Regions from separate parts of the Homo sapiens genome. Here region 2 is linked to region 1. A link is an interaction called in ENCODE POLR2A ChIA-PET data of the cell type or tissue named here. Cell type or tissue: PC-9. All regions are shown on one strand. Links, peaks and the distances in the headings refer to the core of each region. The heading gives the core; the rest is flanking DNA. Region 1 overlaps LRRC28 (leucine rich repeat containing 28). Region 2 overlaps MEF2A (myocyte enhancer factor 2A).

Region 1 (4,000 bases), core at 1-4,000:
ATATGTAATGGAATAACCAAGACAAGAGAAAAACAAGTTATTAGGAGCACACCTCCAAATTAAGGAACCAGGAGTTCTGCTGAAGTTGCAGGGGCCGGGCAATGGAAGAAGAGTTACTATCAGCACCAAGACAGACCTAGATAACAGGTCTCAGGCCTAGGCTTTTATAAGATTTCTGTTGATGCAGAAGCTACTGACACTAGGCCAGATGGAAACAAGTAATTGGGAGCACCTGGTTGGCGTACGGAGTGGGTAGGTGAGAGAAAGCGCTAGCCTCTAGCAGGTAATCTTGCTAAGTGAATAGAGAGAGAGATTGAATGAGGCCAACGAGAGTGTCAATAGGAGTATCTTGAGCCCAAAATGGCAGAGCCAAACTTTGACACTGGAAACGGCCACACAACAACTAAAAGATGCTCAATATGGTTCAGCCCTATTCCCAAATAAGGGCCCCCTGTAGAGAGACCATGTCTGAAATATGGAGACAGCATGTCAATGTGGCAAGAATGTAGGTTTAGAATCAGACAAGTCTGAAACTCAATTCTGTCTCTTACTAGCTGTGACTCTGGCAGGTAACTTAACTTCTGTGAGCCTCAATTTCCTTATCTATAAAATTAGGTTGCCAATAACTTTTATAATAATAGATTTTGTCATAAGGTTTTGTAATAACTAAATTAGTGAGCATATGTATAGCAATTAAACAGAGTACCTGGCCGAAGACTCGGTGCTCAATAAATGGTAGCTATTATTATTCTTACAAATAGTCATAGTAGTATACATAATACCATTATTGCACATGGAAACACTCCTTTTTACATATATTGTCTGTAATAACAACAACATTATGAATAGTAGTATAGGCGACCCCAGACTTAACAACCTAATCTGTTTCTGGTAACGTCTGAAAGTCAAGCCACAGTAAGTTAAAGGCTGCTTATAATGAAATTTGCAACTTTACTCTGAACTCTGGTGTTATGCCAGTAAGTTGCATTTCATGCCACACAAATCAAACCATCACATCCTTTATCTCCCTCCCTCCTTCTCTCCTTGCCTTCCCTCATGTATTGCCAGCACTGACTGCAACATCCTGGCAATCACTTGGAAGGGAGTTGGCACTGGTGTAGGTCACACTTCCATCTCCATTATGAAGTGGTAAATACAAGCTTAGGTACTTACCACAAGGAGAGGGGGTGAATGTGAGGGGGGTAAAAAAAAATTTTTAGAGACAGGGTATTGGTATGTTGCCCAGGCTGGAGTGCAGTGGCTATTCTCAGGCACAGTCATAGCTCACTGCATCCTTAAACTCCTGGGCTCAAGTGATCCTTCCACTTCAGCCTCCTGGGTAGCTGGGACTACAGGTATGCATCACCATGCCTGGCTCAAGAATAAAAATTTTTTAAGTCAGATATGGTAATCTACAAGTTGTATCTTCTCATTTGAGAATCATCTACATTTGTACAGTGCTTTATAATTCTTATACATAAACTATCATATTCAACTTCAAAATAACTATAAAGGAAGCAGGATAAATATGATCTCTGGCTCACAGAAAATAAAATTTATGAAGCTCAGAGAGGTTCTGGTGACTTACTCCAGGTCACACACTGTGAAATGGTGGAATCAGGCTATAAGCTGGAGCTCTAGATTTGTAATTTGGTGCTTGACCACCATAATCGGTCTATGACCTGTGGGGTTAGTGCAGCAGGTACATTTATTTTTTTAATTCTATTTATATTTGATATTTTTCTCACTTGAAAGAAGCTCTGATTTCTTAGAAATGTAGCCTGCTTCTGAAACGGCCTCATTTCATTTTGTTAATTTTATAAATACAAAATTTAATTATATTTATGGAAAAATAATCTCCTCAAATTTGATTATTACTTCCATTGATTTTAATGTATCCATTATTTTAAAGTTACCTTGAACATATTAAATTGAAAATAATATGTGCATTGTATTATCTTGGAAAATATTTCCTTTAGGGACTAGTAAATTATTCACTTTACTACCCTCAGAGATAAATTATAAAAATGCTTTTATGAGTAAAATCATATGATGCTTATTGTGACAGTTTAAGGTTCAAAGTGGCCTCATATTTTAATTTTTTTAAATGGCACTTTTGTTTCTTACAAGTTAACAAAATTATTCAGCTATCTATAAAATAAATGTACTGTTTTATTCAAGGCCTATGTACTATGACATATAATATGTCAAAATGGGTCAGCTACAGAACTCTACAGTGGATAATATATTATTTTTTAGCCAGGCTGACATTTCTAGCTCAGCAGGAAGTTCAGCCAATTTTAAGGTCTTTAAAGTTTTATAATCTGGTTATCTGGCAATATTAATTATTAGGATACCCAATACCAATTTTTCTAGGGAGAAGTCAACATCTAAGCCAATACTTAAGACCCGTAGCTAGCTATCTTTTCATATTGTTCAATACCTTACACACACACACACACACACACACACACACACACACACTCTTTAATTCCTTTCTCTGAGGAAATCATCTCATATATTTTATCCCTAAACACAGTTTTAGCACAGATTTCTTTTTTAAAGTATAAAATCCCTCACTGAAATAAATTCCATTTGTTAGCTAGGAATGACGCTTTGTTCACTGCAAAAACAAACTTAGAGAAGCAATCGTCAAGATAAACAGAAGGAAGGAAACTAACTAATTGGTTCTAGTCAAAGAAACAAAGGCTTTCCATCTTATTCTTTGGCTGCTTTACTTTAAACACAATCACTTACCAAGTGGCAAAAATGCAAGACGGTTTCCAGCCATGGAGAGCTCATTGAGGCTGGGCAGCTGGCAGAGATGGCGCGGCACATACCATAGACGATTTCGGTCCACAGTGAGGTACTGCAGAGAAAGGCACATGTGAAGCCTCTCGGGTAAAGTTAGCAAACGATTGGTAGAAATGTCTAGTGTCTGCAGCTCCTTCAAATCGCCAACCTCTACAACCAAAATCAAAATTAGGATAAATTGCATCCTTATGAACTGAAATAAACAAAATGAATCAATATTATAACAGTTTAACCAAATGAAATCAGTAGCTGCGACTATTCCCATAAACATGAATGCTGAAGTGCAGGATTTTTGGTGAAAATGCAAATAATCCAAGCTAGGTGAGTGTTTTTAAATTACCCTGCCAACATTTCTTAAATGGAGAAAAGGGCTGGGTAGCATGGAGAAAAAAAGAGACACAAAGTGGTGAGTCTGAACCAGAAGTCTGTCACTATGGCTTCTGCATCTTGATGAGTCAAGTTTGTTGCCAGGGTGAGAAAAGAACAATTACAGTCATTTCAAGGAACCTGGTTTTTGCCACTTGTGTGATTTTACCATCCATCTAAGAAGAAAATAGGAGATTTATGAATAATAGCAATGAAGTAAGTGCAACTTGTTCATATGAGCTAAACAGATTTCTGGAGTAGAAATTAGAATGTCTTTTGGAAATTTTCACCATGGTAAAGATTGTAACAATAAAATGAGATACAGTTAACTAACATTTTTAGATACCGTTTAGGCATGCGGCACCTTTTAAAAAACCCAAAGTATACATACCCTATAAAGACTTACTTTAATTCCCAAATTAAATACTTCCATTTACTCCAAAATTCCCTCATCATTGATGTCTACAGTTGTCATCTCTTCCATGGAGAGTACAATTAGGTCCTTTTCATACATCAAATCACTTAAGACTTGAGTGAAGATTAGGAAGTTCCTTACAAGGAACTTAGTCCTTCTCAGGGAAAATCACCATTTTAGGGGAAGGACATTTACTGTTTCCCAGGTCAGCACATTACACTGAAGACCTACAGTCAGCACTGTGCAGGACAAGCCTACTTTCACATCATGGAGACTGAGACGTTGAAGACCACTGTGATACTATCTCTTGCCTTCTCTCATCCTGTCCCTGTTCCCGAGTCATTCCTCCTAGGTTAAGGTTTCCCCTTCTCTCATCCTGTCCCTGTTCCCGAGTCATTCCTCCTA
Region 2 (17,568 bases), core at 8,006-12,005, 280 kb before region 1:
ATGAAACAAGGAGGTGAAGGTGAAAAGCTTGCACACTAAAAACTAAAAAACACTGATGAAAGAATAAAGACATAAACAAATGGAAAGATGTTTTATATTAATAGATTCAAGATCATGTTATTAAGATATCAATACTGCACAAAGGGATCTACAAACTCAATGCAATCTCTACTAAATCCCAATGGTATTTTTGCAGAAATAGAAAAGGTCACCCTAAAACTCGTATGAAATCTCAAGGGACTCCAAATAGCCAAAATAATCTTGAAAAAGAACAAAGTTGAAGGACTCACACCTGATTTCAAAATTTACTATAATGCTACAGTAATCAAAACAGTGTGGTACTGGCATAAAGACAGACATAAAGACCAGTGGAATAGAATAGAGAACCCGCAAATAAACCCTCACATATGGTCAAATGATTTTCAAAAAGGATGCTAAGACCATTCAATGCGGGACAGTCTTTTCAACAAATGATGCTGGTAAAATGGTATATCTACCTGGAAAAGAATAAAGTTGGATGTTTATCTAACACCATATACAAAAATTAAATCACAATAGATCAAAGATTTAAACCCAACTGCTAAAACTATAAACTCTTAGAAAACATACAGCAAAAGCTTCAAGATGTTGGATTTGGCAATAATTTCTTAGTCACAACACCAAAAGCACCATCAACAACAACAACAAAAAAAACTACATTTTATCAAAATTAAAAACTTCTGTGCATCAAACGGCACTATCAACAGAGTAAAACAGCAACCCCAAATGAAAGATAATAACTGCAGATCACGGCCGGGCGCCATGCTCATGCCTGTAATCCCAACGCTTTGGGAGGTCGAGGTGGGTGGATTACCTGAGGTCAGGAGTTCAAGATCAGACTGACCAACATAGTGAAACCCAATCTCTATTATATACAAAAAATTAGCCGGGTTGGTGGTGCATGCCTGTAATCCCAGCTACTTGGGAGGCTGAGGCAGTAGAATCACTTGAACCCGGGAAGCGGAGATTGCAGTGAGCCATGATCGCACCATTGCACTCCAGCCTGGGCAACAAGGGCGAAACCCCGTCTCAATTAAAAAAAAAAAAAAACGGCAGATCATATATTTGATACAAGATTAATATCCAGAATATATTTAAAAACTCAACAAAAACATAACCCAATTTAAAAATGGGCAAAGGACTTGAATAGACATTGCACCAAAGAAGATAAACCAATGTTCAATAAGCCTATGAAAAGATGCTCAACATCACTAATCATTAGGAAATGCAAGTCAAAACCACAATGAGATGCCATTTCACATCCATTCAAATGGCTATTAAGAAACAGAACAGCAAGCACTAGCATGGGTGTGGAAAACTGGAACACTTGTGCACTGTTCTTGGGAATGTAAAATAGTACAGCTGCTATGGAAAACAGTATGGCGTTTGCTCAGAAAATTAAATATAGAATTGCCATCTGATCCAAGAATTCCACTTTTAGACATATAATCAAAAAAACTTAAAGCAGGAACTCAGATATCCGTACACCAATGTTCATAGAAGCATTATTCACAATAGTCAAAAGGTGGAAGCAACCTGAATGTCCACCTGTGGGAGAATAAACTAAAAGGTGGTACATACATACAATAGAATATTATTCAGCATTAAAAAAGAAGGAAATCCTGTCACATGCTACAACAGAGATGAACCTTGAAGACATTAGGTAAGGGAAATAAACCAATCACAAAAGGACCAATCTACTAATGAGTCCATTGGTATGAAGTACGTAAAGTAGTCAAATTCAGAGACATAGAGTAGAATGGTAGTTAGTTGCTAGGGGTTGCAGGGAGGGTCAAGAGGAGGGTGTCACTGTGTAATGAGTACAGAGTTTCAGTTTGAGAAGATGAAAACATCCGGGCCGGGCGTGGTGGCTCACGCCTGTAATCCCAACACTTTGGGAGGCCGAGGCGGGTGGATCATGAGGTCAGGAGATCGAGACCATCCTAACACGGTGAAACCCCGTCTCTACTAAAAATACAAAAAAAAATTAGCCGGGCATGGTGGCGGCGCCTGTAGTCCCAGCTACTAGGGAGGCTGAGGCAGGAGAATGGCATGAACCCGGGAGGCGGAGCTTGCAGTGAGCCAAGATCACGCCACTGCACTCCAGCCTGGGTGACAGAGCGAGACTCCATCTCAAAAAAGAAAAAAAAAAAGAAAAGAAAACATCCTAAAGAAGGATGGTGGTGATGGCTGTACAGCAATAATGTCTATTTATTTAATGCCACTAACCTATATACTTTAAAAGGGTTAAAGTGGTAAATTCTATGTTAAGTATGTTTTACAAATTTCAAACAATTTCAAAAAATTTATGTACAATTTCAAAATATTCAAATACTGAAAAAAATGCATATATCTTTCAAATAATTCCAGGAGTCAGATTTTATTAATTCAAGCTAACCACTAACTTTTTAAATCATGCAAGTACTGATTTTTCAATATGGTAAAGCTAAAGGAGTTTTACTCAAAATGGCAACATTTAAAATCTACCTTTAGAAAACAGATGGGCATTTCTCCCATAAACTAATGTTATCTTTTCCTAGGAGGGAAAAAAGAATCTCTCCAATTAAATCCCAAGTCCTATATCTGTTATTCAGGCAACAGGAATGCAGGAAAAAATTACTTTAAACTGAATACTCAGGTAACTGAAAAAAATGTGTCATGTTTTTAAAAAATCAGGAACCAGATTTTTAAAAACATTCCCAATATGGGCTCTACTGTCTTAATTTAAAAGATATCATAGAATCTAGCACTCATATTCAGACCAATTTAATACTAATACTGATTACAAATGTTCACAGTCTTTTAAACTCAATTTTGTTTACTGTTTTAAAGAAACTTGTTGCTTAAGTAAATAAATATTTTAAGAGCATGGACTTTAAACAGGGGGTAAACTTTACTTTTTAAACTGAGTCCTTATTAACACCAATCACTGAGTTCATCAGAACACCCCATTTTGATGACTCTGGCCAATCAACTACACATTAAAATTTTTTTTAAACTAGCAAATGATTTTTGGAATAAAAATGATTATGTACAATCAACAACTGAACTCCTTTAAGAAATAAACAGGCATCTCTATCAAAAGAAAATCTTTAAGGATCTATTACTTTTTTAAAAGAATGGAACTTAAGGATTTAATTTTGGACATACGAAACTTGAGATGGTCATGGACAAGTGAAAATGTCAAATAGGAAACTAGACATAAGACTCATACATCAGGGCTAAAAATAAGCATTGGGAGTCTTGGGCATATAGACAATAGTAAAGGGACAAAATGTAAAATGAAAACAGCAAACTCAGCCCCAAGGAACAGAAACACTTACTACTGTTGCAAATGAATGGCCCCCAAATCATCCTGTAGATATAAAGTTTTTAAACAATTTGGGCAACATTTAAAAATTTAGTATTTCAAAAAGAAATGAATTTCAGCTTCCCCTGAAAAATCCATTCTACTTTCAAGAATTTAGTCTAAGAAAAAAAAAATGAGAAAAATATACAAATAAGGATGTTCATCCCAACACAATCAAAAGAGTGAATATATGGCAGGGGAATAATATAGAAGCCTACAGAGGTGGCCTGTCCCTACAATACTGTAGCCATTAAAAAGGTGGAACACTGTACAATAAATGTTCACAATGTATTGTTGTGGGTAGGAAAAATGTAGTTCTAGTTTTGTTATTAAATATTCTGTAGATAGACATCGGTGAGGCTGGCCAGGCGCAGTGGCTCACGCCTGTAATCCCAGCGCTTTGGGAGGCCGAGGAGGGTAGATTACCTGAGGTCCAGAGTTCGAGACCAGCCTGGCCAACATGGTGAAACTCCATCTCTACTAAAAATATAAATATCAGCCAGGCATGGTGGCAGGCGCCTGTAATCCCAGCTACTCGGGAGGCTGAGGTACGAGAATCACTTGAACCTGGAGGCGGAGGTTGCAGTGAACCGAGATCACACCACTGCACTTCAGCCTGGGGGGTAGAGTGAGACTCAATGTCCCAAAAAAAAAAAAAAAAAAGATGTTTGTGAGGTTACAGAGCAAGGGGAATATTTACACATTGTTGCTGAGAATGTAAATTAGTTTAGCCACTGTGCACAGCAGTTTGGAGATTTCTCAAAGAACTTAAAACAGAACTACCATTTGACCCAGCAATTCCATTATTGGGTATATACCCAAAGGAAAATAAACTAATCTACCAAAAAGACACATGTACGTTTTATCATAACACTAGTCATGATAGCAAAGACACAGAATCAACCTAGATATCCAACAACAGTGGAATGGATAAAGAAAACGTGATGCATATACACCATGGAACACTACACAGTCATAAAAAGAACAAAATCATGTCCTTTGCAGCAACACGGAGGCAGCTGGAGGCCATCATTCTAAGCGAATTAACACAGGAACAGAAACCAAATCCCACTGTTCTCGTTTATCAGTGAGAGCTAAACATTGAGTGTATATAGACACAAAGTTGAGAACAACAAACACTGGAGACTACTAGAGGGAGGAGCGTAAGAGGTGGGTAAAGATTGAAAAACTATCACCTACTGTGCTTATTATTTGGGTGACATGAATATTCACACACAAAACCCCAGTGACACGCAATTTACTCATGTAACAAACATACACACATACCCCTGAACCAAAAATAAAAGTCAAAGAAAAAAATTCTGTAGATATTGTGTTCACAGATAAAAGACTAGCAGCATATACTCAAGTTATTTAAAATAATAACTTAAAGGCAATTTAAAAAATTATTTTCCTTTTTTCTAAAATACACACCACTGTCGTGGTACGAAAAAAAGTTACTACAAAACAAGAACTAATGGATGCTTTTAAGGTTAAGAAGAAAAACATCCTGAATGCCAGAAAACTTTAAACATTACTGAAATGTTGCTTCTACTTTACTATCTTGTGCAATTTCCAGTTACTCTTTCTTCACAACCTGACTGAGAAGGTTTACTGCAAGCCAAGTGAGAAAACCTACATCCCAGCCCCAAACCTGTCACTAAACTAGCTGTATAACCTTTGGCACCTGACAATTTCTAAGTAAAAGTGACTTTTTATAACAGGAAAATCCAATTATATGCATTATATGTACCACATGAGGCCAGAATAAAATACCACACATTTGCAAATATTTTGAAGAAAGGGGTCCAAAAGACAGTATTACTACAATACTAACACACACATTTTCAATCATGGTATAGAACACATTAACATTTATGATGTGAATATTTATGATCTGAAAACAAAATGAGTAATCAGTTGGCTGAATGGAGAAAGAAAGGTTTTCTAGGGCCCTGCTGCATAGTAACAACAGCAATACACTTCACACATAACTTTTTAAATTCTTACAACCTCTTTATAAGACAGGCATTATTATTATCCCCATTTTAAATCTGAAAAATAACTGAAGACTAGGCAGTAAATATCACCCCGCCAAGGTCGCAGATGCTAAATACTGGAGCCAAGACAACTCAGGTCTGTGGTATTCCAGAACAGCACTCCAACCGCTGTATTCTGCTGCCTTCATGAGGGGGTGAGAAGCTAAAGCCCTGCCTTGGTTTTCGGAGCAGCTAGTCTGAGGCGCAATGCAGCAGCCTTGCCCAGGGACTGTAGATCCAGGGCTCTCCCCAAGGTAAGGAGTCTGGCTGCTACTTGCCCAGCCCTACCACAGAAATCCTCATCTCACTGCTGCCAAAGGAGCGTTGACTATAAACCCTAGAGACATAAAGAAATCCACCACCGCTCTCACAGCCTGGTTCTTTCCCTCCTTCCCCCTTCCATCCTCAATAGCCATGCCAGAGGTGTTACAATCTTTCAAGCTTCAAGTGCTGCCACCTCCTATTTGCTCATACTTTGGAATGTAGATCTTCCTAGATCCAGTATACCTATCCTTTCACAATTTAAATTTCACACATGCCTTAAAACATAAAGCTTGTCTTTAGCAAGTATACTCATATTTGCAACCATTTAGAAAAACTGTTTTTATTTTACTTTTTAACTTACAACTTTAACTTTGCATTTTAAAAATAATTTCAAACTTAGTGAAAAGTTACAAGAACAGTATAGAGAATGCCTGCCTATTACCTAGATTCATCAATTTTTAACATTTTTCATTAACTTTCATTCTCTCTCTTCTCACTCTCATGGATATGTTTATGTGTATATGTACTACACATCTATATAAACATAGATAAATAAATGTATTATTCTGAACCGCTTGTGGGTAAGTTGCATATATCACGCCCTTTACACCTCAATATTTAAAGTCGAAATTTCCTAAGAAGAATATTCTCTAATATAAAGATAACCACTGCACAGTTATCAAATTCAATAAATATAACATTGCCGCAGTACTTTAAAGCGCAGGCCATAATTGCAATTTTGTAACTTATCCCAATAATGTTCTTTAGGGCATTTTTTACCCTCTTCAGTAACAGGATCAATTCAGGATTATATATCACATTTAGTTGTCAGTCTCTTTAGTCTCCTGTAATCTAGAGCAGTTTCTTGGCCTCTCTCTTTTGTGACACTGACATTTTCAAGAATATAAGCCAGTCATTATACAGAATATTCCTCAGTTTAGGATTGTTCCAGCCAAAATACTACACAAGTGATTCTCGATCCTTCTTAGGGTAACATAGCTCTAACATTCCATGGTTCTAATATCTATAAAGCACTTCTAAAAATGTAATATGTAATATTAATTGAAGATTATAATTTCTGCTAAGCAAAGATTAGTATGTTTTACAACTCAAGGGACATCACAGTAAGTGCAATGGATTTACTGACAGGATGCTTTATTGTCTGTGGGGCTTCTGACTACAGAGAGAAACACTGATTTTCTGTGCTTTTTTAAAGTTTGTTTCATTAAATGTTTACATGTAATTTACAAATAAACACTGTTAGGTATCTAGACAACAATTCATATTCCTTTGGGTTCAACTACGAGAATAAAAGATGAAACAGAAAATACACTAGAATCATTAGAAACAATTCAGAGCAAAGAAGCCTATGACTACTGCTTCTTCTCCCCCACAGGCATAAACACAGTTTATGTCAACCACACACTGCTTAGAGACTATGCTAATAGTTATGGGCAATTTAACAAAAAAAAATTTAGAATGAAAGAGTGGAAGAAAATGAAAATAACAAAGAAAAGATGAAAGAGTGACTGGAGTTAACCAACCCTGGAACCACCCTACTGTACTTCTCATTATATGAGATGGTAAAATCTTTCCTGTTTTGATTAGCCTCTGTTACTTGCAGCAGAAAGTATCCTGATACATACATGCTGATAATTTAAGAGCTGATTATAATCTGTTCCCAAAAGGACAAGGAGATTATACATCATTCAAAAATGTTTTAGGTAGGTCATTTTCATGTCAAATCATAAATATTCTTTCTCTGCTCTGTCATTTCATCTTATATTTTCTATTCTAGCCATAAAAACTGTACTAATAACATATCTAAAGTGTCAAGAAGACCAAAATCATCTAAGTCAAAATGCCAGATGATACAGAAAGCTAGAAATAGAAAGCAAAGATACCTTACAAATAAATACAGACCATACAAAAAAAAAAAAACCAAACACATATATGGCCTTAAAAATGAAACTTCTCATACAGTTCTGAAGTTGACTGTTTCTGATATCCTATAGGTAACTCAGTATGGCAGTCTTTATAAGAAATGATGATGTGTGAGTTAAGTCCTCAAAAACTGCTGAACAGCAGTGCTGGGTGACAGAAGACAGCATTCAAAGAAGAGCAAGCAATTCTCGTAAGATACACAGATCATAATCACATGAAAAAAGACAAATAAATGACTGTAACAAAGACAAGGCAGGAGACAGTGGAAGAGTAACTTGTTGATTTGGCTTCCTAAAATCAAAAGCACCTTATAAGACTGCTTCAAAAAGGCTCTCACATCCAGCCAACCAATCAAAATCCAATTATCTGTTTCAGACAGGTTCTGCTAGCCTCAGGAGATAGGCTTTTTCTTACTGTAATAACAAGCCCCATGGCCACAGCTCTCAATGGTGTACCCATCGACCGAAAGAAAACCAAATATAACATTACTTTACAGATATCCGGTACCCAAAAGATGTCCCTCATCATCAACTGTCAGTAAAAAAGTGGAAGGCACATGATGGGTGTATATATATATATATTTATTTTAGTATATACCTAAGACTAAATCTCTCTGCAAAGGGCTTACTGAAAACAGAGTATTCCAAAAACCAGATCCCAAAGGAGCTACACTGTTAATACTATGCTTAATTGCCTCTTATTAATTTTTAGTAGGCAGTAGAAAGTACTGGTAAGATGAGTCTTAACTCTGATGCTAAAAGAAGCCAATATTTAAGATGCATTATAATATGTTACCTCATTGACTTAATTTCCATTTGTCTTCTCAAAACTAAGGAAGAAACAGAAGAAATTTTAAAGGACAGAGTGATTACAGCAAGATCAAGATGCAGTCCTATACAAATGCTAACAATTAACTATTGACAAAAAAAACCCAGTCATCAATATTGTAATTTTGTCTAACCTATTCGCAGATATTATAAAATGGATACACATTTCCTAGAAAATATTTTCTCATTTTATCTTTTCTAAAATAATTTTAATAAAGTCTTTACTTTGTATACACGTAAAATACCTATTATTTATTTTTAAGTATCTCAATTTTCTCAGCTGTTTGTTCTCTAAATTCAATCTATAATTTTAAACATTGAGATCTAATTTTTTTTTAAGAACTAGTCTGACTGTGGCTTGATATATGGGAACCACTAAATCTAATTGTGTTCCCCAGCGAAATTTTCTTATTTTTAAGTCAACACAGTTTTTATTTTTAAGTAGTATAACACAGAAGAGTCCATTTTGAATCCAAGTTCCACTAAATAGCTATTAGTGATCTTGACCAAGTCACTTACTTGCTCAGCCACAGTTTCTTCATTTTTAAAATGAGGCAAAAACCATACTTCACAGGCCATGTGAATGTTGATGTAAATAAGAGACTGTATCAAATCACCTATAGTACAACGTGTAGTATACACAGGTCTTCCATAAAAGTTCACTAATAAATGGTCCCTCAGTCATTCTGTTTGGTTTGTCTGGTTGGTTCAAATTTCACAGAGAAGTGGCATACGGTAGTGGTTAACATGGTTAACAGGACAGGGTCTGCAGCATGCCCGCCTGCATTCAAACCTCAGCTCCACCTCTTACTACATGGGTTGCCTTGAGAAGTTACTCAATTTCTCTAAGCTTCAGATGCCAAATCTTTAAAATACTGGACTAATAATAAAGCTCATAAACTTGTAAAGATTAAGAGATAACACATATGAAGTATTTGGCCTAGTAATCTGCACATGTGCTCAATGTTGGCCATTATTATTACCGTTACTTAATATTAAAAACTGTAAAATAATGCAATACCCATTACTTAAGTGATAATCATTACTTAATATTAAAAACTGTAAAATAATGAGTATAAAAATACTCACAACACATGCACTCAAGTTGCTGTTAAGTCTGCATAAAAGACAAATACCAGAAACTCAGCTTATCAGCCTACTGCAAAGGCCTCAGCCAGAGCTACCTCACTAGCCTAACTGGCTATATCCAACCACATTCTCAACTACTCAACTTAAGATACCCTACAGGTATCTCAAAACCCAACATTTTCTTAAACCAAACACACCAAGCCTGTTCCTTTTCTGTACCAGCCACTGTTCACCTTTACCCTAAGCATTGCAACAGCCCCCTAACTGGTCTCAGCAGGCACTTTTATTTCCCTCCAGTGCAATTTCCTCATTTTCATTACAGCAACCTTTTAACGTGCCAATATAATCATGTCACTTATCACTGTTCTTAAAAGCCCAAGCCTTTAACATGGCCTGTAAGGCTCTGCCTTATCCTGTCACTCCTCTACTCATGGAACTCCTCATTCCATGCCACACTTCCTCTTGCCCAGCAAGCTTCTTGACACAAGCTGTTATGTACTTAGAAAGCTCCTAACTCCTTTCTGTTTCAGGGCTTTCATACATACTACCACCTTGCTCTCTCTCAGTAGCTCTTATCCCAAGCCCTTCTCCTTACTGACAGTCCTACCCATCCTTTGTGTCTCAGTATTACCATTATTTCCTCAAGGAAATGTTCCCTAACATCCAAACTATGTTAGGATTTCTAATGCACTTTCCTAACAGACTGTACTTCTCTCTTATGGCATTTACCTCAACTGTAATTACTTCCTTATACAATTAAATGTTTGATTTCTTTTCCCCCAACCAAACTGTAACCAAGGGAGAAGATCAAGTCTGTTGTATTTACTCCTATAACCTCAGCTGCTACCATAGTTGCTTAACAAATGAAAGCAAAAGTCAAAGTATGAGATTTCACAATCCCAGGCTATTGGACATTCTCTAAGAACCAATTTTTTGGAGTTATAAGTTATTGTTGGGCTTGGCGCGGTGACTCACGCCTGTGATCCCAGCACTTTGGGACGGTGAGGTGAGGGATCACTTGAGCTCAGAAGTTCAAGACCAGCCTGAGCAACATAGTGAGACCTCATCTCCAAAAAAAAAGAAGTTATTCTTCACTGAACTGCAGAAGGGAAGGTAACTTAATATTTATTAAATATCTTCTACATTTATCAGTAGCTGTGTTAGACCTTAATATATATTATCTCATGTAACAGTAACAATAACCCTGTGAGGTAGATGGCATCTGTTCCACTTTCTAAATGAAGCAACTGCGAGTAAAAACAATCAGTACTCACCCAAAGTCACACTAGGAGGCAGAGTTGAAATTTTGGCCCTAATATCATGTCTTTTTCCATAACAGTACATTATCACCACCGGAACTATTTAAATAGTGGTTAAAAATGCCACTGATGTGATAAAACCTTCAAGGAGCCATCTAACCCCAATTTCATGAGTTTATGGTACTTTTCAGTAGTAGAATATTAAAACAATTTCTACTAAGTTGTGTATGGCTGCACAAGGGAAACTAGAGCATGTGGAAGGACCACTACATGTCAATACGTTCCCCGTTAAAAGGCAATTTATCTGATGCTACCATGGGCTGTCAAAATACAAATGCCTTGAGCACTTATCAGCTAATTTAAGAGTTCTGACCTCCTCAAAGGTCTCCATTTCCCAATCCCTCCTGCTCTGCTATCAACGCTGATAACCTTTCCCTGCCTTCCAGGGATATACTGTAGTTGCAAGCATTTGCAAAGGAACTTGAGCTTCTTACTTCCCACTACTACTCCTGCTTCAAGGTACCTTTAAAAAAAGAGAAATAAATGACTCCTCTCAATCTCAATTATTAAAGACTTAGAGGAATCACAATTGCTAGATTACCCACAGGGATGGCCCTAGGAGGGGTGGGTGCGGGGACTGTTAAAGTGTGTATTGTTTAGATTGAGGTTCTCTCAGTTCCTACTGCCGTTTACTATTGTTGCATAAAACAATAATAACTAGATAGTTCAATAAATGGATCAATAAAACTCACTGATCTAATGCAGTGGTTCTCAATTTAAAAGAACACCGGATTCAACTGAGGAACTAAAACATATACTCTGCATGCACAAACTTGCCCTAGCCCCACAATAAAACCAGCAAATCATAATTGAGACTAATATCCAAGCAAGAGTACTTTTTAAAAGCTCCACAGATTACGATGATGTACGTCTTTAGTTCACAGCCTCTGTTTTATTATATTACAATATTACACTCTTTATTCAAACACTGATTGGCTATGTACAAGAGTGAAGTAGCAAAATCATACAAATGAATCAAGTCCTGATTGCATTATATCTACGCACTGCAATTTATACACACATTTATGGCCTTCATTTCCATAGAGAAATCTCTCTCTCCCGTTTCCTTGAATTACATGGCTTTCTTGGTCTTTTCCTTTTTTTTTTTTCACTTGCTAAAGAAGAATATGAGAAGAATTTTATATTCTTCACATTTCTGAAGGAAAAATAGTTTCAACACACCAAAGTAGGGAGAACATACATTCTGGTTTACCTGAGACAGGTGTAACTATTAAGTAAGACCCCTCACTGTCAAAAGTATCCAGGTTTGATAGCAGTTTATTAGAAGTACACCACTGTTTTCCTTTATTTATTTTTTAAAGACAGGGTTTCCACTCAGTTACCCAGATTGGAACGCAGTAGCACAATCATAGTTCAACCTCCTAGGCTCAAGGAACCCTCTCATCTCAGCTCCTCTCCTTTGCCCTGACTCTGCTAATTTTTAAAAAAAGTTTTTTGAAGAAATGGGGTCTCACTGTGTTGTTCAGGGTGGTGTCTTCAATTCTATATGATTTTTAAATTGAGTTTAAATATGGTATGTGAATGGTATTCATATACCGCAAAACTCACCTTTTAAAAGTGAATAATTCAGTGTTTTGTTTGTTTTTTTGAGACAGAGTCTCACTCTGTCATCCAGACTGGAGTGAGTGGTGTGATCTCGGCTTACTGCAAGCTCCGCCTCCCGGGTTCATGCCATTCTCCTGCCTCAGCCTCTCAAGTAGCTGGGTCTACAGACGCCCACCACCGCGCCCAGCTAATTTTTTTGTAGTTTTTAGTAGAAACAGGGTTTCACCCTGTTAGCCAGGATAGTCTCGATCTCCTGACCTCATGATCCACCCATCTCGGCCTCCCAAAGTGCTAGGATTACAGGTGTGAGCCACTGCCCCCGGCCCGGTGTTTTTCTAAAAATCGTATTCACAAAGCAGTGCAACTATTACCACTATCTAATTATAGAACATTTTTATCATCCCAAAAAGAAATTTGATACTCATTAGCAGGCATTCCCCACTCCTTCCTCTCCCTAGTCCCCAGCAAATACTCATCTACTTTCTGTCTCTATGGAATTTGCCTATTCTGGAAATATACAATTATACAATCTGTAGCTTTCTGTGTCTGGCTTCTCTCACTTAACATGATGTTTTCAAGGTTCATCTGGGTTATAACATTAATCAGTACTTCATCCTTTTTTGGCTGAATAATATTGTACTGTATGGATACACCACATTTCATTTACCCATTCATCAGGTGATAGACATCTGAGTTGATTCCACTTTGACTATTATAAATAATGCTGCTATGAATAACGGTGTACAAGTTTTTGTGCAGACATATACTTTCAATTCTACCAGATATATCGCTAGGAGCAGAACTGCTGGGTCATATGGTAACAACATTTAACTTTTGGAGGAACTGCCAGACTACTCTCTAAGGAGTCTGAAGCATTTCACATTACCACCAGCAAAGTATGAGGATACTAATTTCTCCACATTCTCTCCAACACTTATTTTCTGTCTTTTTTTATTATGCCATCATGGTGGGTGTGAAGTGGTATCTTGCTGTGGTTTTAATTCTGCATTTCCCTAACAACTATAACATTAAGCATCTTTTCATGTGCCTATTGGTCATTTATTTATCTTCTTCGGAGAAAATCCTTTTTGAAGTTGGGTTACTGTCTTTTCATTGTTGCGATGTAAGAGTTCATATATTCTGGATACTAACACTTACAAATATATGATCTGTAAATACCTTCTCCCACTCATCAAGTTTTGTTTTGTTTTGTTTTTGAGACAGAGTCTCGTTCTGTCATCCAGGCTGGAGTCCAGTGGCACATTCTCAGCTCACTGCAACCTCCACCTCCCAGGTTCAAGTGATGCTCCTGTCTCAGCCTCCTGAGTAGCTGGGATTACAAGTCCCTGCCATCACGCCTGGCTAATTTCTGTATTTTTAGTAGGGATGGGGTTTCACCATGTTGGCCAAGTTGGTCTCGAACTCCTGACCTCAAGTGATCCACCCACCTCGGCCTCCCGAAGTGCTGGGATTATAGGCATGAGCCAACGCACCCGGCCTCATTTCCTTGATAGTGTCCCTAGAAGCAAAATGTTTTTAATTTTGCTGAAGTCCAATTTACCTATTTCCTCTTTGGTTATTTCTACTTCTGATGTTATTTCTAAGAAACCATTGCCAAATTCAGGATCATGAAGACTTAGCCTATATAGTTTTAGCTCTTACATTAAGTACTTGATCCACTTTGAGCCAATTCTTGTATATAGTGTTAGAGGTCTGAACACCATTTGTTAAAAAGGCTATTTCCCTCCATTGAACTGTCTTGGCATCATTGTGAAAAAAAATAATAATTAAAAAAAATCAATTGGCCATAAATGCATGGGTTTATTTCTAGACTCTTAATTCTGTCCCATTGATCTGTTTATCCTTATGCCAGTAACATACTGTCTAGGTTACAGTAGCTTTGTAGTAAATTCTCAAATTCAAAAGTGGGAGGCCTCCAACTTTATCCTTTTTAAAGATTGTTTTGGCTATTCTAAGTATCTTCAATTTCCGTATGAGTTTTAGGATCAGTTTGTCAATTTCGGGGGGGGGTGGGGGGGGGGGGGGGCGGGGGAGACCAGCTGGACTTTGATAGGAATTGTGTTAAATATGTTGATTAATTTGGGATGACTATAATCTTAACAAGATTAAATCTGCCAATCAATAAAGATGGTACCGTCTTTGCATTTATTTAGGTCTTCTTTAATTTCTGTCAATGATACTTTGTAGTTTTCAGTGTACAGGTGCTCTGTGTCTTTTGTGAAATTTATTCCTAAGAACTGTATTATTTTGATAATACTATAAATATAATTTTCATAATTTCATTTTTGGATTGTTCACTGCCAGTGCTCTATACGATTCTTGATTTCAAATGCTTCCAGTAATATAAAAGATGGTTAATTTAAAATTTTTACTGTATTTAAATATGATACCCTGGGTCCTCTAAATAGTATCCACTAGAATGAAAAAAAATTGATCTAAGTAAGAAACCCAAGTGGCTGTCTACTTTGCTAAAAGATGGTGAAAAACCAGAATCAAGAAATGCCAATTAATTTTAATCCCAGTTTTAATATAAGACAAGGCAACTACATTCCACACACAAAAATGATGCCATATATTTTCTTATAAAATATATAAATAAAAACCCACTCATACTGTATACTCTCTTTGTCAAGCTTGAGGAGAATTATTCTATAATTTGTAACACAATGGCAGATTCTTTACCCTTATGGAATTATTTTCTAATTACTTTTAATATAAGATAATTTTTCTTTGTTCCCACTAAACTAAGATGTTTTAATTAATGTTTACAATTAAATCCAGGCAAAATTCAAATTCTAAATTAGCCTGAGACTATCATAAGCTATTATTTTATGGAAAATGACTAAGGTATTCCATTTGAGCCTCAATTGTACATGCTATATTATCATATGTTTTTAAAATACAACATTATGTCGTACAAACACAATCACAGCCATAAAGAAAGGATTCGATAACAAAAACATAAACTGTACTTTGAATATAAATCTCATAGACTTATGGTCATTACCTGAAAGTGCAGTTTGGCTTTATGTAACTTTCATAAAGGCAGAACATACCCTACAAATACTCACACTAATTTTATGAAGTTCTGAATTAAATTAGGTTATTATACATTTTTAGGTAAAATTCAAAAATACTAACATCTGATTCAAGAAATAAGATCAATAAACATACAAAAATACACACAGCATTGAGAAAAATAATCCCTTACTAACTAGAAGAGAGCAAGAAATCACTATGACCCAAAGCCATTATGAACAATGTCATGCCATGCACATGGGCCTGGGGCCAAGAGTGAGCAGGTGGGGTCTGAAAGCCAACTTGTCTTCCACTGTCTAGCACCTTAACTGTAGCAGAAGCCACTATTTACTTAAAATCAGAGGGGCCTTTTCCAACTTTGCAAAGACTAGCTGTGGTCTAGCTATGATACCTCTAAACTATCTACTTGTTAGAAAAGTTAAGACAACTGAAATACTGAATACTGGTACCTTTGCCTAAAATCAGAACAACAAAATAGCACCTTCTTTTTTTTTTTTGAGACGGAGTTTCACTCTTATTACCCAGGCTGGAGTCCAATGGCACGATCTCAACTCACTGCAACCTCCACATCTCGGGTTCAAGTGATTACCCTGCCTCAGCCTCCCATGTAGCTGGGATTACAGACGCCTGCCATCACGCCCAGCTAACTTTTTGTATTTTTAGTAGAGATGGGGTTTCACCATGTTGGCCAGGCTGGGTCTCAAACTCCTGACCTCAGGTGATCCACCCACCTCGGCCTCCCAAAATGCTGACATTACAGGCGTGAGCCACCACGCTCGCCCAAAGTATTACTTTTTATCATGTGTTTACTTCTTATGTTTTAGGTAAAATAGTCAATACACCAAAACAAAAACAGGATGGGAGGAGGGGAGAAATCATCTAAAAATCTAAAACATGGTTTGAAAGATGGCATCTTTCTATTTTAATTTGGATTTCTCTGATTAATAACAAGTTATATATTTTTGTATGCTTCCACACAGTGTTTTTAGATTAGAGACATTCAAAGCTGAATGTTGAAAAATAAAAGAAGCTTAAGGGTAAACTGTTTACAGCCTGTTACTATTAGTGAAATATGCAACATGTTTTATACAATGAATAGCAAATATAGTGCAAGTACCTTACATTCACAGTGAAATTAACTAAATTTGATTAAAGCTGTAAGTAATTTTTTTTTGTAATGTCAATAATCACTCCCTTCACTTAACTGCTGAAGTTCAAAGTTTTTTTAAGTTGGGCTTCCTTAAACAGGACATATGATTATTTTAAAACTACATAAACCATTAGTTGATCATGGTAAATCATCCAAACTACTAACTTCAAAATTTTTATCTGGATGACCAGTCTATAAAATATCAAATGTATCAATGAATTATAATTTGATTTTCGGTGATTCATGTCTTCTACTACCTCAATTCATTTCTACAAAGCACAGCAAGACTATGGCTCAAAACTCCTACAGGAAATTATAAGAACTGATGATATAATCACAGGGCACCTTGAACTCCTTAGAGATAAGCATAGTATTACGAAAATCATTAGAAAGGAGACTTTGTAAACTGCCCTGTTAAGAGGAGAGCCCCTCCATCCATGCTCTTTCATCCTCAGATTAATTACACCAACATAAAGAACAACGTCCTGTCTTCACATGGGACACAAAAGAGAAATAAAGGATACAGCAAGGCAAGGCATAGAAATGAAAATGAGATTCTAATCCTCTACCACCAACAACTCACTCTCATAATTAATGCTCCCTCATTTGTAAAATGCAGATACTTATGCCTATCTCAAATACTTCTCAGGATGTCATAACTACTGGGGGAAAAAATGTTTTACAAATAATTAAATCATACAAAAAGATGAATTATCATTACTAGAAATAATCTCGGTTCTCTACATCATGATTCAAATATCAAATATATTAAAACCTTTTAACCTCATATCATCTGAATCAAACCTGATAAATGTGCTCTAAGTCTAACCTTATCAATATTTATTCAGTCAAATATGATTTTGAGTATATATCAGAGATGTAAAAATACATAAAACAAAAATTCACAATTCAAGGACTGATT

What was found. ChIA-PET counts read pairs that join two places held together with the same protein. Peaks named below come from ENCODE experiments on the same cell type or tissue, not always from the same donor. Only the 100,000 strongest peaks of a DNase experiment are listed, where the experiment ranks them.
Region 2: POLR2A ChIA-PET joins it to region 1 with 5 read pairs; 3 of 35 experiments call an interaction of 5 or more read pairs at or near these places.

What each region holds. Positions count from the first base shown.
Region 1 is chr15:99,332,887-99,336,886 of GRCh38, reverse strand. LRRC28 (leucine rich repeat containing 28) reads right to left here. Exons shown (of 10, transcript NM_144598.5): 6 at 2,758-2,964. Among named protein-coding and RNA genes, the nearest start is that of LINC02244, 68 kb to the left of the region's middle. In PC-9, for the core only: no CTCF peak of the experiment used is centred there; no DNase peak of the experiment used is centred there.
Region 2 is chr15:99,607,327-99,624,894 of GRCh38, reverse strand. The region is part of intron 2 of MEF2A (myocyte enhancer factor 2A); the gene reads right to left. Among named protein-coding and RNA genes, the nearest start is that of MEF2A, 50 kb to the right of the region's middle. RefSeq lists an enhancer at 9,692-9,741. In PC-9, for the core only: no CTCF peak of the experiment used is centred there; DNase peaks (open chromatin) are centred at 9,834 and 10,414; H3K27ac peaks cover 898 bases.